Linked DNA regions of Homo sapiens: region 2 is linked to region 1. A link is a contact called in ENCODE Hi-C or POLR2A ChIA-PET data. All regions are on one chromosome and are shown on one strand. Each heading gives the region's core, a stretch centred on a gene start or an enhancer-like site at or near the end of the contact. The rest is flanking DNA. Distances are from core to core; before and after follow the strand shown. Region 1 holds the start of BTBD2 (BTB domain containing 2). Region 2 overlaps TMPRSS9 (transmembrane serine protease 9).

Region 1 (7,132 bases), core at 288-2,787:
CCTGGGTACAGGGACGGAGGGGTCACCAGTAGGGGTCCCAGGGGGAGAGGGGCGGCAGGCAAGGGTGCAGGGCCTGGGGATGGAGGGGTCCTGAGGATCCCCGGGTATAGGGATGGAGGGGTGTGGCATGTGGGGTCATGGGTCCTAGAAACAGTGGGTTGGGGTCCTGGGAATGGAGGAGCAGATAGGGGTACACGTCCCAGGGTTGGAGGGTCACAGGAGTCCCAGGGGTGGTGGGTGGGGGTGCAGGGCCAGGGCATGGAGGGGACCCAGGGATGCAGGCCAGGTGGGGTCCAGGGATGGAGGGGCCTGGGGTGTAGGCAGGGGTTCCAGCCGGAGGTGGAGGGGCCCAGGGATCTGGGGGCAGAGGTGTCTGGGGACCTGGGGTGCAGGGAGGGGTGAGGTCCAGGGATGGAGCGTCCTGGGGATGGAAGAATGGAGGGTCCTAGGGTGCAGGCGGGGGGTGGAGGGCCCTGAGGATGGGGTATTCAGGGTTCTGGGGTGCGGGCTGGGTGGGGTTTGAGGATGGAGGGGCCCAGGGGCTCCAAGTGCAGGCCGAGTTGGAGGGTCCCAGGAACGGAGGGTACCGGAGTGCAGGCTGGGTGGGTCCAGGGACGGAGGAGAGCAGGGGTCCCAGGGGTACAGGGCCTGGGATCCCGGGGAACAGGCTGGGGGCGCAAGCCAGAGGTGGAGGATCCAGGGGGGCCTGGGGATGGAGGGGTGCAGAGGCCCAGAGTGCAGGCCTGGTGGGGTCTGGGGACAGAGAGGTGCAGAGGCAGGGACAGAGGGGTGCAGAGCCCAGGGAACTGGGTGGAGTCTAGGGATGGAAGGGTGCAGGCCCCGGGGTGCAGGCCGGGTCGGTTTCAGGACCGGAGGGGTGCAGGGGTCCCAGGGACAGAGGGGTGCAGGGCCTCAGGTGCAGGCCCCGGGGTGCAGGCCGAGTTGGGTTCGGAGCCTGAGGATGCAGGGGTGCAGGGGTCCCGGGGACAGAGGGGTGCAGGGCTCGGGGATGGAGGGGTGCGGGGGTCTCGGGGACAGAGGGGTGCAGGGCCTCAGGTGCAGGGCCCGGGCAGCAGGCTGGGTGGGTCGGGGCCAGGGCTGGCGGGGTCGGGGCGCCCACCTGTGCGCGGGGATGCGCTGCGAGCTGAGCCCCTTGCCCACCAGGAAGTGCACGTCGCACAGCACCTCGTTGTTGAAGAGGAAGGCGAAGCGCTCCTGCACGGTGGGCTTGCTGGCCTGCCAGTTGTACGCGGCCTCGCGCTGCAGCGCCGCCGCCCCCGGGCCCGCCGCCTCCTCCGCCCGCTCCGCGCCCGCGGCCTGCGCGTCTGTCCCGGGGCCCGGCGGGGCGGGCGGCGTCGGCCCAGGGGCGGCGGCGGCGGCGGCGGCGGCGGCGGCGGCGGCGGCCGCGTTGCCGGGGGCCGGGGTGGCGGCGGCGTTGGCGCTGGGCCCGGGACTGCCCCCCGTGCCCGGGCCGACCCCGACCCCCGGCGGGCACGACGCACGCCCGCCGCTCCCACCCGCCGCCATTTTGTGGCTGCGGCGTGGGCGGGGGAGGGGAGGAGGGAAGGAGGGAGGGGAGGAGGGAAGGAGGGAGGGGAAAGGAGGAGAGTAGGGGGAGGAGGGGGAGGAGGGAGGGGAGGGGAAAAGAGGAGGGAGGGGAAAGGAGGGGAGGAGGGAGGGGAGGGGAAGCGGGAAGGAGGGAGGGGAGGAGAGGGAGGGGAAAGGAGGGGGAAGGAGGGAGGGGAGGAGAGGGAGGGGAAAGGAGGGGGAAGGAGGGAGGGGAGGAGAGGGAGGGGAAAGGAGGGGGAAGGAGGGAGGGGAGGAGAGGGAGGGGAAAGGAGGGGGAAGGAGGGAGGGGAGGAGAGGGAGGGGAAAGGAGGGGAGGTGGGAGGGGAGGAGGGAGGGGAGAAGGGAGGTGAATGGGGGAGGCTGTTGCAGGGGAGGGGACGGGGAGGAGAGGGAAGAGTAGGAGGGGCCTGTAGAGGGGAGGAGCTGGTGGAAGACCTCTTGCTCCACTCCCTAAGCATCCTGACCTGAAGCCCAGACTCCAGACCGAGGTCCAGAATTTGGGGTCCAGGCACCAGGCCCCAGACTCCAGACCGGGAATCCTAAACCCTGGAGCACAGACCTCAGTCCGGGATCCCAGGCCTCAGACCTTGAATCCTAGATCCCAGACTCTGAACCCCAGACTTCAGACTCCGGATTCCAGATCCCATACCTCAGACCCGGAACCCCCAACCCAAAGACCAAGCGCAAACTCCAGACCCCAGACCCCGGACCCAGGTGGCGGGCCTGCTCCGTGGCGCAGGCTCCGCTGTACAGAGACATAGCCTGAGGCCGGGAAGCTGCGGATGAGCGAGCAGGATGCAGGCCACGTGCACTGACACTCAGCAGACGCCCAGCACCCTCTCCAGGCCAGGTGTGGGGGGTGGTCAGTGTGGACGGAGCTGGGACTCCCCCAAAACGCTTACTACATACATAATGTCAAGGTAGACAAATGCCACAAAGATTGAGGAACCAGGTCGGGCGCAGTGGCTCACGCCTGTAATCCCAGCACTTCAGGAGGCCAAGGCGGGGGGTGCATCACCTAAGGTCAAGAGTTGGAGACCAGCCTGGGCAACATGGCAAAACCCTGTCTCTACAAAAAATACAAAAATTAGCCAGGCGCGGTGGCTCACGTCTGTAATCCCAGCACTTTGGGAGGCCGAGGCGGGCGGATCACCAGGTCGGGAGATCGAGACCATCCTGGTGAAACCCCATCATGGTGAAACCCCATCTCTACTAAAAATACGAAAATTAGCCAGGCTTGGTGGCGGGTGCCTGTAATCCCAGCTACTCGGGAGGCTGAGGCAGGAGAATCACTTGAACCTGGGAGGCGGAGGTTGCAGTGAGCCGAGACCGCGCCATTGCACTCCAGCCTGAACAACAAGAACAAAACTCCGTCTCAAACAAACAAACAAACAAACAAAACAAAACAAAAAAAAAACTAGGCGTGGTGGTACGCACCTGTTGTCCCAGCTACTCAGAAGGCTGAGACGGAAGCATCACTTGAGCCTGGAAGGTTGAGCTTTTGATGAGCTATGACTCCACCACTGCCCTCCAGCCTGGGCAACAGAGCAAGATCCTGTCTCGAAAAAAAAAAAAAACAAAGAAGAAAAAGAAAATAGGGTATTAAAAAAACCCAAGTGATAATGCTATTTTCAGTTCTCCAGAGTGGGTGGTTGAGGTAGTTACAATTTTTTTTTCTTTTTTCTTTTTTCTTTTTAGAGTCTCCCTCTATTGCCCAGGCTGGGGTGCAGTGATGGCGATCTTGGCTCACTGCAATCTCAGCCTCCTGGTTCAAGCAATTCTCCCGCCTCAGCCTCCTGAGTAGCTGGGGTTACAGGTACCCGCCACCACGCCTGGCTAAGGCTAATTTTTTTTTGTTTGTTTGTTTTGTTTTTGAGACAGTCTCGTTCTGTCGCCCAGGCTGGAGTGCAGTGGCGCGATCTTGGCTCACTGTAAGCTCCGCCTCCCAGATTCACGCCATTCTCCTGCCTCAGCCTCCCGAGTAGCTGGAACTACAGGCGCCTGCCACCATGCCTGGCTAATTTTATATGTGTGTGTGTGTATGTATATACATATATATATATATATATATATTTTTTTTTTTTTTTTTTTTTTTTTTTGAGACAGTCTTGCTCTGTCGCCCAGGCTGGAGTGCAGTGGCACGATCTCAGCTCACCACAACCTCCGCCTCCCGGATTCAAGCGATTCTCCTGCCTCAGCCTCCTGAGTAGCTGGGATTACATGCACCACCACGCCCGGCTAATTTTGTATTTTTAGTAGAGACGGGGTTTCTCCATGTTGGTCAGGCTGGTCTCGAACTCCCGACCTCAGGTGATCCGCCTGCCTTGGCCTCCCCAAGTGCTGGGATTACAGGCGGGAGCCATCACAGCCGGCCTCTAAATGTCAACTTTCTTATCTCTCATCTCATACATTTGCAAAGTGACATCTTTCCAGCCAAATCCTAAAGAGGACATCTGTGCAGTCCCTTCTAGATGAAGGTGCAGAACAGGCATACCTGCCATGGTGACAGAAATTAACAAAATGGTAGGTTGTCTGAGGAAAGGGTGAACTTTACGGAATGCTGAGATGTTCACGATTTTTTTTTTTTTTTTTTTTTTTTTTTTTTTTGAGATGGAGTCTCGTTCTGCCACCCAGGCCAGAGTGCAGTGGTGCAATCTCGGCTCACTGTAAGCTCTGCCTTCCAGGTTCATGCCATTCTCCTGCCTCAGCCCCCCGAGTAGCTGGGACTACAGGCGCCTGCCACCATGCCCGGCTAATTTTTTTTTTTTTTTTGTATTTTTAGTAGAGTCGGGGTTTCATCGTGTTAGCCAGGATGGTCTCTATCTCCTGACCTCGTGATCCGCCCACCTCGGCCTCCTAAAGTGCTGGGATTACAGATGTGAGCCACCGCGCCTGGACTTTTTTTTTTTTAAAGAGCTGTAGGCCAGCCATGGTAGCTCACGCCTGTAATCCCAGCACTTTCGGAGGCCGAGGCAGGCAGATTACTTGAGTTCAGGAGTTCGAGACCAGCCTGGCCAACATAGTGAAACCCTGTCTCCACAAAAAAATACAAAATTAACAAGGTGTTCTGGTGTGTGCCGGTAGTCCCAGCTTTTGGGAGGCTGAAGTGGGAGGATGGCTACAGCTGGGGAGGCTGAGATTGTGCCACTGCACTCCAGCCTGGGCGACAAAGTGAGGCCCTGCCTAACACACACGCACGCGTGCGCGCACACACAGGCACACACACACACGGGATCTCACTTTGTCGCCCAGGCTGCTCATGAACTCCTAGGCTCAAGCAATCTTCTCGCTAGGCCTCCCAAAACGCTGGGATTACAGGTGTGAACCACTCGGCCATGTGGAGATTTTTTTTTTTTTTTTTTTTTTCTTGAGACAGAGTCTTGCTCTGTCGCCCAAGCTGGAGTGCAGTGGCGCGATCTCGGCTCACTGCAAGCTCTGCCTCCCGGGTTAACACCATTCTTCTGCCTCAGCCTCCCAAGTAGCTGGGACTACAGGCGCCTGCCACCACGCCCGGCTAATTTTTTTGTATTTTTAGTAGAGACGGAGTTTCACCGTGTTAGCCAGGATGGTCTCGATCTCCTGACCTCCTGATCTGCCCATCTTGGCCTCCCAAAATACTGGGATTACAGGCGGGAGCCACCGCACCCGGCCCATGTGATTTTGAGAGGGGTGTGAGTGATACAGGTTCATGCATTTGCCTAAATTAACCAAACTACGCTTAAGATTTGTGCATTCGCTGTAAGTAAACCATACCTCTCACTAGACCTAAACATATTACGGATGGAGATTATCTATGAAGGCAGAAACATGAGTCCACCTCAGCCCTAGGGCTGGCAAGGGAAGCTTGCGGAGCCTTTTTGTCCTTTGTCAGTGCTTTTTTTTTTTTTTTTTTTTTTTTTTTTTTTTTTGCTGGCTATTGAGCCAACACCTGCCCCTGGCAGTGCGTTTTGAGCGTTTTTGAGTTTTCCCCGGGTTTCTGGAACCAATCCCAGCCCTGTCTATGCGGTGATGGCGTCTAGAGGGCGCTCGTCACCAAGCTGATTGCTGGATTTCCATTCATTTCCAGAGAAGTGTGCAGTTCACATAATAGAACCATCCTTGGCCAGGAGGGTGGGATGTCATTTCTTCCCTCCCACGGTCCCCTTTCCTCTTCTCTGACTCCAGGACACTCAGGCTGGCTGGCTTTCTTTCTTTGGCTGGCTTGCTTTCTTTCTTGTTCCTTTCTTTCTTTCTTTTTTCCTTCCTTCCTTCCTTCCTTCCTTCTTTTTTCTGCAAAGTCTCGCTCTATCTTCCAGGGCTGGACTGCAATGGTGCGGTCACAGCTCACTGCAGCCTCCACCTCCTGGGCTCAAGTGATCCTCCCGCCTCAGCCTCCTGAGTAGCTGGGACCACAGGCGCGCACCACCATGACTAATTTTTTTTTTTTTAAAGAGTCTCTCGCGGCCAGGCGTGGTGGCTCACACCTGTAATCCTAGCACTTTGAGAGGCTGAAGCAGGAGAATCGCTTGAACCCGGGAGACGGTGTTCAAGACCATCCTGGCTAACACGGTGAAACCCCGTCTCTACTAAAAATACAAAATATTAGCCGGGCGTGGTGGTGGGCGCCTGTAGTCCCAGCTACTCGGGAGGCTGAGGCAGGAGAATATCAAGAACTCAGGAGGCGGAGCTTGCAGTGAGCTGAGATCATGCCACTGCACTCCAGCCTGGGCAACAGAGCAAGACTCTGTCTCAAAAAAAAAAAAAAGTCTCTCGCTCTGTTGCCCAGGCTGAAGTGCAGTGGTGTGGTCTTAGCAAACTGCAACCTCCGCCTCCCAGGTTCAAGCGATTCTCCTGCTTCAGCCTCCCAAGTAGCTGGGATTACGGGTGCCCACCACCACACCCGGCTAATTTTTGTATTTTTAGTAGAGACGGGGTTTCACCATCTTGGCCAGGCTGATCTTGAACTCCTGACCTCGTGATCCAGCCACCTCGGCCTCCCAAAGTTCTGGGATTACAGGCGTGAGCCACTGCGCCAGCCAACACTGGGACTCACTCAGGAATATTATGCACACCAGAAAGGCCTGATGTGGAAGAAAATATTTAAAGGGTTCACAAAAAAATTTAGAGGGAGCAACTGAAGGAGATTAGAATATGCCATGTCAAAATATGCCACCTTAGGAGCCGGGCGCAGTGGCTCACGCCTGCAATCCCAGCATTTTGGGAGACTGAAGCAGGTGGATCACCTGAGGTCAGGAGTTTGAAACCAGCTTGGCCAACATGGTGAAACCCCATCTCTACTAAAAATACAAAATTAAGGCCAGGCACAGTTGCTCATGCCTGTAATCCCAGCACTTTGGGAGGCCAAGGCAAGCGGATCACGAGGTCAGATCGAGACCATCCTGGTTAATGCACTAAAACCCCGTCTCTACTAAAAATACAAAAAAAAATTAGCCGGGCATGGTGGCGGGCGCCTGTAGTCCCGGCTACTAGGGAGGCTGAGGCAGGAGAATGGCGTGAACCCGGGAGGTGGAGCTTGTCGTGAGCCGAGATCGCGCCACTGCACTCCAGCCTCGGTGACAGAGTG
Region 2 (6,165 bases), core at 3,600-6,099, 370 kb after region 1:
GACACTGTCAGATTCTCTGTACCAAGGAGTCAAGGCTCTTTCTGACCTTTGCTTGGTTCAAAGGAAGATTCTGCCGCCTGATTTCTGCCTGCTCTCCACCCGGCCTGCCAGCTGCCAGGATGCAATTTCTCTGGCCTCCAAGGAAGGCCAGGCAGGGTCGCGCCGGGGCAGAGGCACACCAGCGCGTGTCTGGCCCAGTGTGCCCAGAACCCGAGAAACTGGAGTGGCCACGGGTGGGCGGCTCCCTCACGCTGGCTTCTCCTGAGTCCCTTTCTGTTCACAGATCCCCACTCCTGGCTATCCGCATGCTGGTCATTTCTGCTTGGAGACAGTTCAGGTGTGTCCCACAGTTGCTGTCCCTGGGGCTCTTGGCTCTATTGTTAATGGCCACCGGCTGTGACGGCTCACATTTCAGTCCTGCATATGTCAGTTCCTCGTACTTTCTTTCTTTTTTTACTGTATGTATGTATGTATGTATGTATGTATGTATGTATGTATGTATGTATATATGTATGTATGTATGTATGTATTTGAGATGGGGTCTCACTGTGTTGCCCAGGCTGGTCTCAACATCATGGGCTCAAGCAGTCCTTCTGCCTCAGCCTCCCAAAGTGCTGGTATTACAGGCATGAGCCACCACACCTGGTCTTCCTTTCTTTCCTTCTCCCCTCCCCTCTCCCCTCTCCCCTCTCCTCTCTCCCCCCCACCCCTCTCCCCTTCCCCCTCCCCTCACCTTCCCTTCCCCTCTCCCCTCTCCCCTCCCCTCTCCCCTCTCTCCCCTCTCCTCTCCCCTCTCTCCCCTCTCCTCCCCCTCCCCTACCCCTACCCCTTCCCCTACCCCCCTGCCCTCCCCTCTCCCCTCCCCTCTCCCCTCCCCCTCCCTCTCTCCCTTCCTTCCTTCTTTCCTTCCTTCCTTCCTTCTCTCTCTCTCTCTTTATTTTTTTCTGAGACAAGGTCTCACTGTCACCCAGGCTGGAGTGCAGTGGTGTGATCATAACTCACTGCAGCCTCGACCTTCCAGGCTCAAGTGATCCTCCTGCCTCAGCCTCCTGAGTGGCTGGGACTACAGATATGTGCCACTATGCCTGGCTAATTTTTACAATTTTTTTGCAGAGACAGGGTCTCCCTCTGCCACCCAGGCTGGCACAGTCATAGCTCACTGCAGCTTCGATCTCCTGGGCTCGAGTGATGAACCCTCCCACCTCAGCCTCCTGAGTAGCTGAGACTACTGGCATGCACCACCATGAAAGGTCAATTTTTAAATTTTACATTTCGTAGAGATGGGGTCTCACTATGTTGCCCAGGCTGGTCTCAAACTCCTGGCCTCAAGCAATTCTCTTGCCTTGGTTTCCCAAAGTGTTGGAATGACAGGCATGAGCTGCCACACCTGACCCCCCTTTTCCTTATAAATCACCCAGTCTCAGGTATTTCTTTACAGCAGGACAAAAATAGACTCAGACAACTGTGTTTAGGCATTACTTATAGGGTGACAACTGTCCTGGTTTGATTGGAATTGAGTGGTTTCCTGAGACATGAGACTTTCAGTGCTGAACAGGGACAGTCCTGGGCAAACTGGGACCATTGGTCCCTGTAAGTGTTGACGGGACACTGTGTCAGTCTGTTCTCATGCTGCTAATGAAAGCATACCCAAGGCTGGGTGCAGTGGCTCATGCCTGTAATCCCAGCACTTTGGGAGGCCAAGGTGAGTGGATCACAAGCCCAGGAGTTCAAGACCAGCCTGGCCAATATGGTGAAACCCCATCTCTACTAAAAATACAAAAATTAGCCAGGCATGGTGGTGCACACCTGTAGTCCCAGCTACTTGGGAGGCTGAGGCAGAAGAATTGCTTGAACCTGGGAGGCAGAGGTTGCAGTGAGCCAAGATTGTGCCACTGCACTCCAGCCTGGGGGACAGAGCGAGACTCCGTCTAAAAACAAAACCTACCTGAGACTAGGTAATTTATAAAAGAAAAAGAGTTTTAATTGACTCACAGTTCAGCATGGCTGGGGAGGCCTCAGGAAACTTACAATCATGGCGGAAGGAGGAGCAAACATGTCCTTCTTCACATGGCGGTAGGAGAGAGAAGAATGAAAGCCCAACAAAGGGGAAGCCCCTTATAAAACCATAAGATCTTGTGAGAACTCACTATTATGAGAACAGGATGGGGGAAAGCATCCCCATGATTTAATGATCTCCACCTAGTCCCTCCCATGACACATGGGGATTATGAGAACTACAATTGAAGATGAGATTTGGGTGGGGACACAGCCAAACCATATTAGATACCTGGAGGGAGAAGTCAAGAATGTAGGTGGCAAAACTTTCTAAATGTGCTTGATGTGGAACAGCTCTCCAGCAACGTGTGTCCTAAGACAAAGCCTGAGCTTCTTTCTCTTTTTTTTTTTTTTTTTTTTTTGAGACAGAGTCTTGCTCTGTCGCCCAGGCTGGAGTGCAGTGGCACAATCTCAGCTCACTGCAAGCTCCACCTCCCAGGTTCATGCCATTCTCCTGCCTCAGCCTCCCGAGTAGCTGGGACTACAGGTGCCCGCCACCACGCCTGGCTAATTTTTTGTATTTTTAGTAGAGATGGGGTTTCACTGTGTTAGCCAGGATAGTCTCAATCTCCTGACCTCGTGTTCTGCCCGCCTCGGCCTCCCAAAGTGCTGGGATTACAGGCATGAGCCACCGTGCCCAGCAAGCCTGAGCTTCTGAGTGTGGTGCACAGCAGCCTTCCAGATGGGGCTGTTGGGCCTTCCTGCCTCACCTCTCACAGTTCTCCTACCCCACCCCACACTAGGCCCTGACATTCCCTAAACTAACTTTCTTTCTCTTTCTTTCTTTCTTTCTTTCTTTCTTTCTTTCTTTCTTTCTTTCTTTCTTTCTTTCTTTCTCTTTTTCTTTCTTTCCTTCCTTCCTTCCTCTCTCCCTTCCTCTTTTTCTCTTTCTCTCTCTCTCTCTCTCTCATTCTCTCTTTTCTCTCTTTCTTTCTCTCTTTCTTTCTTTTCTCTTGCCCATCTCAAGTGCAGTGGCACAATCACACCTCACTGTAGTCTCGACCTCCTTGGCTCACTGATCCTCAGCCTCAAGAGTAGCTGGGACTACAGGTGCATGCTACCATGCCCAGCTACTTTTTCTATTTTTTATAGAGATGGGGTCTTATTATGTTGCCCAAGCTGGTCTCGACCTCCCATAGTGCTCAGCCTCCCATAGTGCCTCAGCCTCCCATGGTGCTGGGATTACAGGCATGAGCCACTGCACCTGGCTGGTTGTAATTAACTTTAGTTTTAATAGCCACATGGGGCCAGTGGCTGCCATTTTGGACCTTGCTGGTGTTGTATGACTGTTTATGCTCTCAGCTCCCACTTAGTGGGAGAATCATGCAGAGAGTCATGAGACTGAGGCAAGAGGATCATTTGAGCCCAAGAAATCGAGGCTGCAATGAGCTACAATTGTGCCACTGCACCCTAGCCTGGGTCACAGAGTGAAACCCTGTCTTAAAAAAAAACAACAAAAAAACCCCACAAAAAACCAGGTACAGTGGCTCATGCCTGTAATCCCAGGACTTTGGGAGGCCAAGGTGGGTGGATCGTTTGAGGTCTGGAGTTCAAGACCAGCCTGGCCAACATGGCAAAACCCCGTCTCTACTAAAAATAAAAAAAAAAAATTAGCCAGGCATGGTGGCATGCACCTGTAATCCCAGCTACTGGGGAAGCTGAGGCAGTAGAATCACTTGAACCTGAGAGGCAGAGGTTGCAGTGAGCCAAAGTTGTGCCACTGCACTCCAGCCTGGGCAACAGAGCAAGACTCCACCAAAAAAAAAAAAAAAGACAGTGGATTCTTCCCCAGTCAAGCCTCAGATGAGAATGCAGCCCAGCTAACACCTGGATTGCAGCCTCATGAGATGCTGAGCAGAAGGCCCAGCTAAACCCTGTCAGAATCCTGACCCCAGGAAGTGAGGAGGTAACAAGTGCATGTTGTTTGAAGCTGCTAAGTTTGTGCTGATTTGTTACACAGCAATAGCTGACTAATACAGTTTCTCTACAATAGCCTTGACTTCCTTACTTCTGCCACAGGGATTCTAGATACTTTATCCCTGCCATGTAGGATCCGTTCCTTCCACTGGAGGCTTACTCAATTCCTATTTATCCTTCCGAACTTGAATAACTCATCACTCTCTCAGAAAACCCTCCCCTGACGGCGTGTCTAAATCAAAGACCCCTGTACACAGATTCAAAGTTTCTGGTTGTGCTTCTAGTTTTGAGCCATTCTTGTAGCATCATGTTAATGGATCTGGGCCTCTTCCACTTGGATTGAAGCTCTCTGAGCTCAGAGAATCGTATCTGTCTCATTCAGGGTTCGACGCAGCCAGGCCTGGCCCATCGTAAAGGTTGGCTGGATGGAGAGAGTGAAATGAATGGCGCTTCTATGTTTGATGCTAAATAGCTGTGGAGTTCTTTCTGTGAACCAATAATGGTGATGACAAGACCATTTAGAGAACACAGGAATCCTTAGAAAACCCGCGGGGCAGGGTCAGCAGAGGCAGCTGGGGTTGAATGAACACTGTGTGTGTGTGTGCGTGTGTGTGTGTGTGTTGGGGAGTGAGCTCATACTCTAAATGTGCCTTTCCAGCTCTAATCACAGAAGTGAATCTCGGTGTCTTTTGTTTCTAAACCATCCATCAAGTGATTCTTGGAGATTCTCTGGCTCGTCTGAAGGCAGTTCAACTCAAGCGTAAGAGTAAATGGGAAAGTGTGGTGCAGCTTCACTCCCCGCTGCCCCTGCCTCCCCACCGCCCCTGCCTCGCTCCACGCTGCCCCTGCCTTGCTCCATGCCGCCCCTGCCTCACTCCCCGCCACCCTGGTACATCTCTCCTTTCTCATTGGCTCTGGATGGTAGCGGCCAGGCATGGAGTGGCTGTTCCCAGAGGAACACGTTCCCCTGAGGAGGGAACATTCTGGCTGGGCCCCAGCATAGGGTTGCCAGACTCAACAATAAAACATTTAGCACCCTCGGAGACATTAGAATTTCAGATATGTATTCATTCATTCATTCATTCATTCATTCATTTATTTTGAGACGGAGTCTCGCTCTGTCGCCCAGGCTTGAGTGCAGTGGCGCAATCTCAGCTCACTGCAACCTCCACCTCCTGGGTTCAAGAGATTGACCTATCTTAGGCTCCCAAATAGCTGGGATTACAGGCGTGTGCCATCACGCCCAGCTAATTTTGTATTTTTAGTAGAGACGGGGTTTCACTATGTTGTCAGGCTGGTCTCGAACTCCTGACCTCAGGTGATCCACTTGCCTCAGCCTCCCAGACTGTTGGGATAACAGGCATGAGCCACAGCACCCAGCCAGAATTTCAGATTAACAACCAAAACGTTTCTTTTTTTTAAACAGGGTCTCACTCTGTGTTGCCCAGGCTGGAGTGCTCACTGCAACCTCTGCCTCTGAGGTTCAAGTGATTTTCCTGCCTCATCCTCCCAAGAAACCATGTGCCACCATGCCCGGCTAATTTTTTTATTTTGGTAGAGATGGGGTTTCGCCATGTTGGCCAGGCTGTTCTCAAACTCCTGACATCAGGCGATCCTCCCACCTTGGCCTCCCAAAGTGCTGGGATTACAGGCGTGAGCCACCGCGCCCGGTCAAAACATTTTTTTAGTAGGAGTCGGAGAATGTCCTACATTTTGCACAAGAGAGACATACTTATACTAAAATACAGATTAGAGACAGAATTCTTCAGAGAAACAGGACCAATTGAGTGGATACACAGACATATACGCACAGATGCACACACAGATGCACATGCACACACACACAGACACATGCACACACAAATGCACACGTACACACAGACCACACATGCACACATACACACATGCACACGTGCACACATACACACATGCACACATGCACACACAAAAGCACACATGCACACAGATACATACGCACAAACGCACACATCCACACATACACAGATGCACACACGCACACACAGATGCACACCCGCACACAGACTCACACATGTACACACACACAGATTGAGATTTATTTTAGGGATTTGGCTCATACCATTGAGGGGCTGCAGGTCTGGAATCTGCAGGGCAGGCCAGAGACCTAGGGAAGAGCTGATGCTGCAGTCTCAAGCCCAAAGGCTATCTGGAGGC

What was found. A loop is a pair of places that touch in the nucleus more often than their neighbours do. ChIA-PET counts read pairs that join two places held with the same protein, here RNA polymerase II (POLR2A). Pooled maps may share reads with other maps.
Region 2: POLR2A ChIA-PET joins it to region 1 with 19 read pairs in A673. The contact joins the enhancer-like site here to the promoter of BTBD2 in region 1. A Hi-C loop is called at or near these places in 2 of 37 single-sample maps with no recorded cell type and 9 of 50 pooled maps. POLR2A ChIA-PET finds 5 or more read pairs at or near these places in 2 of 52 experiments (A673 and HEK293).

What each region holds. Positions count from the first base shown.
Region 1 is chr19:2,014,177-2,021,308 of GRCh38, forward strand. BTBD2 (BTB domain containing 2) reads right to left here and starts at 1,538. Exons shown (of 9, transcript NM_017797.4): 1 at 1,121-1,538. The coding sequence starts at 1,527. LOC107985278 (a long non-coding RNA gene) reads right to left here. Exons shown (of 4, transcript XR_001753845.2): 3 at 3,007-3,124; 4 at 2,169-2,918. RefSeq lists silencers at 1,135-1,184, 1,195-1,344.
Region 2 is chr19:2,376,787-2,382,951 of GRCh38, forward strand. All of the region lies in intron 1 of TMPRSS9 (transmembrane serine protease 9), which reads left to right. Among named protein-coding and RNA genes, the nearest start is that of TMPRSS9, 20 kb to the left of the region's middle. RefSeq lists an enhancer at 1-166. Within about 2 kb of position 4,850, at least 2 of the 41 ENCODE cell types and tissues checked have a DNase peak (open chromatin) inside an H3K27ac peak, as active enhancers do.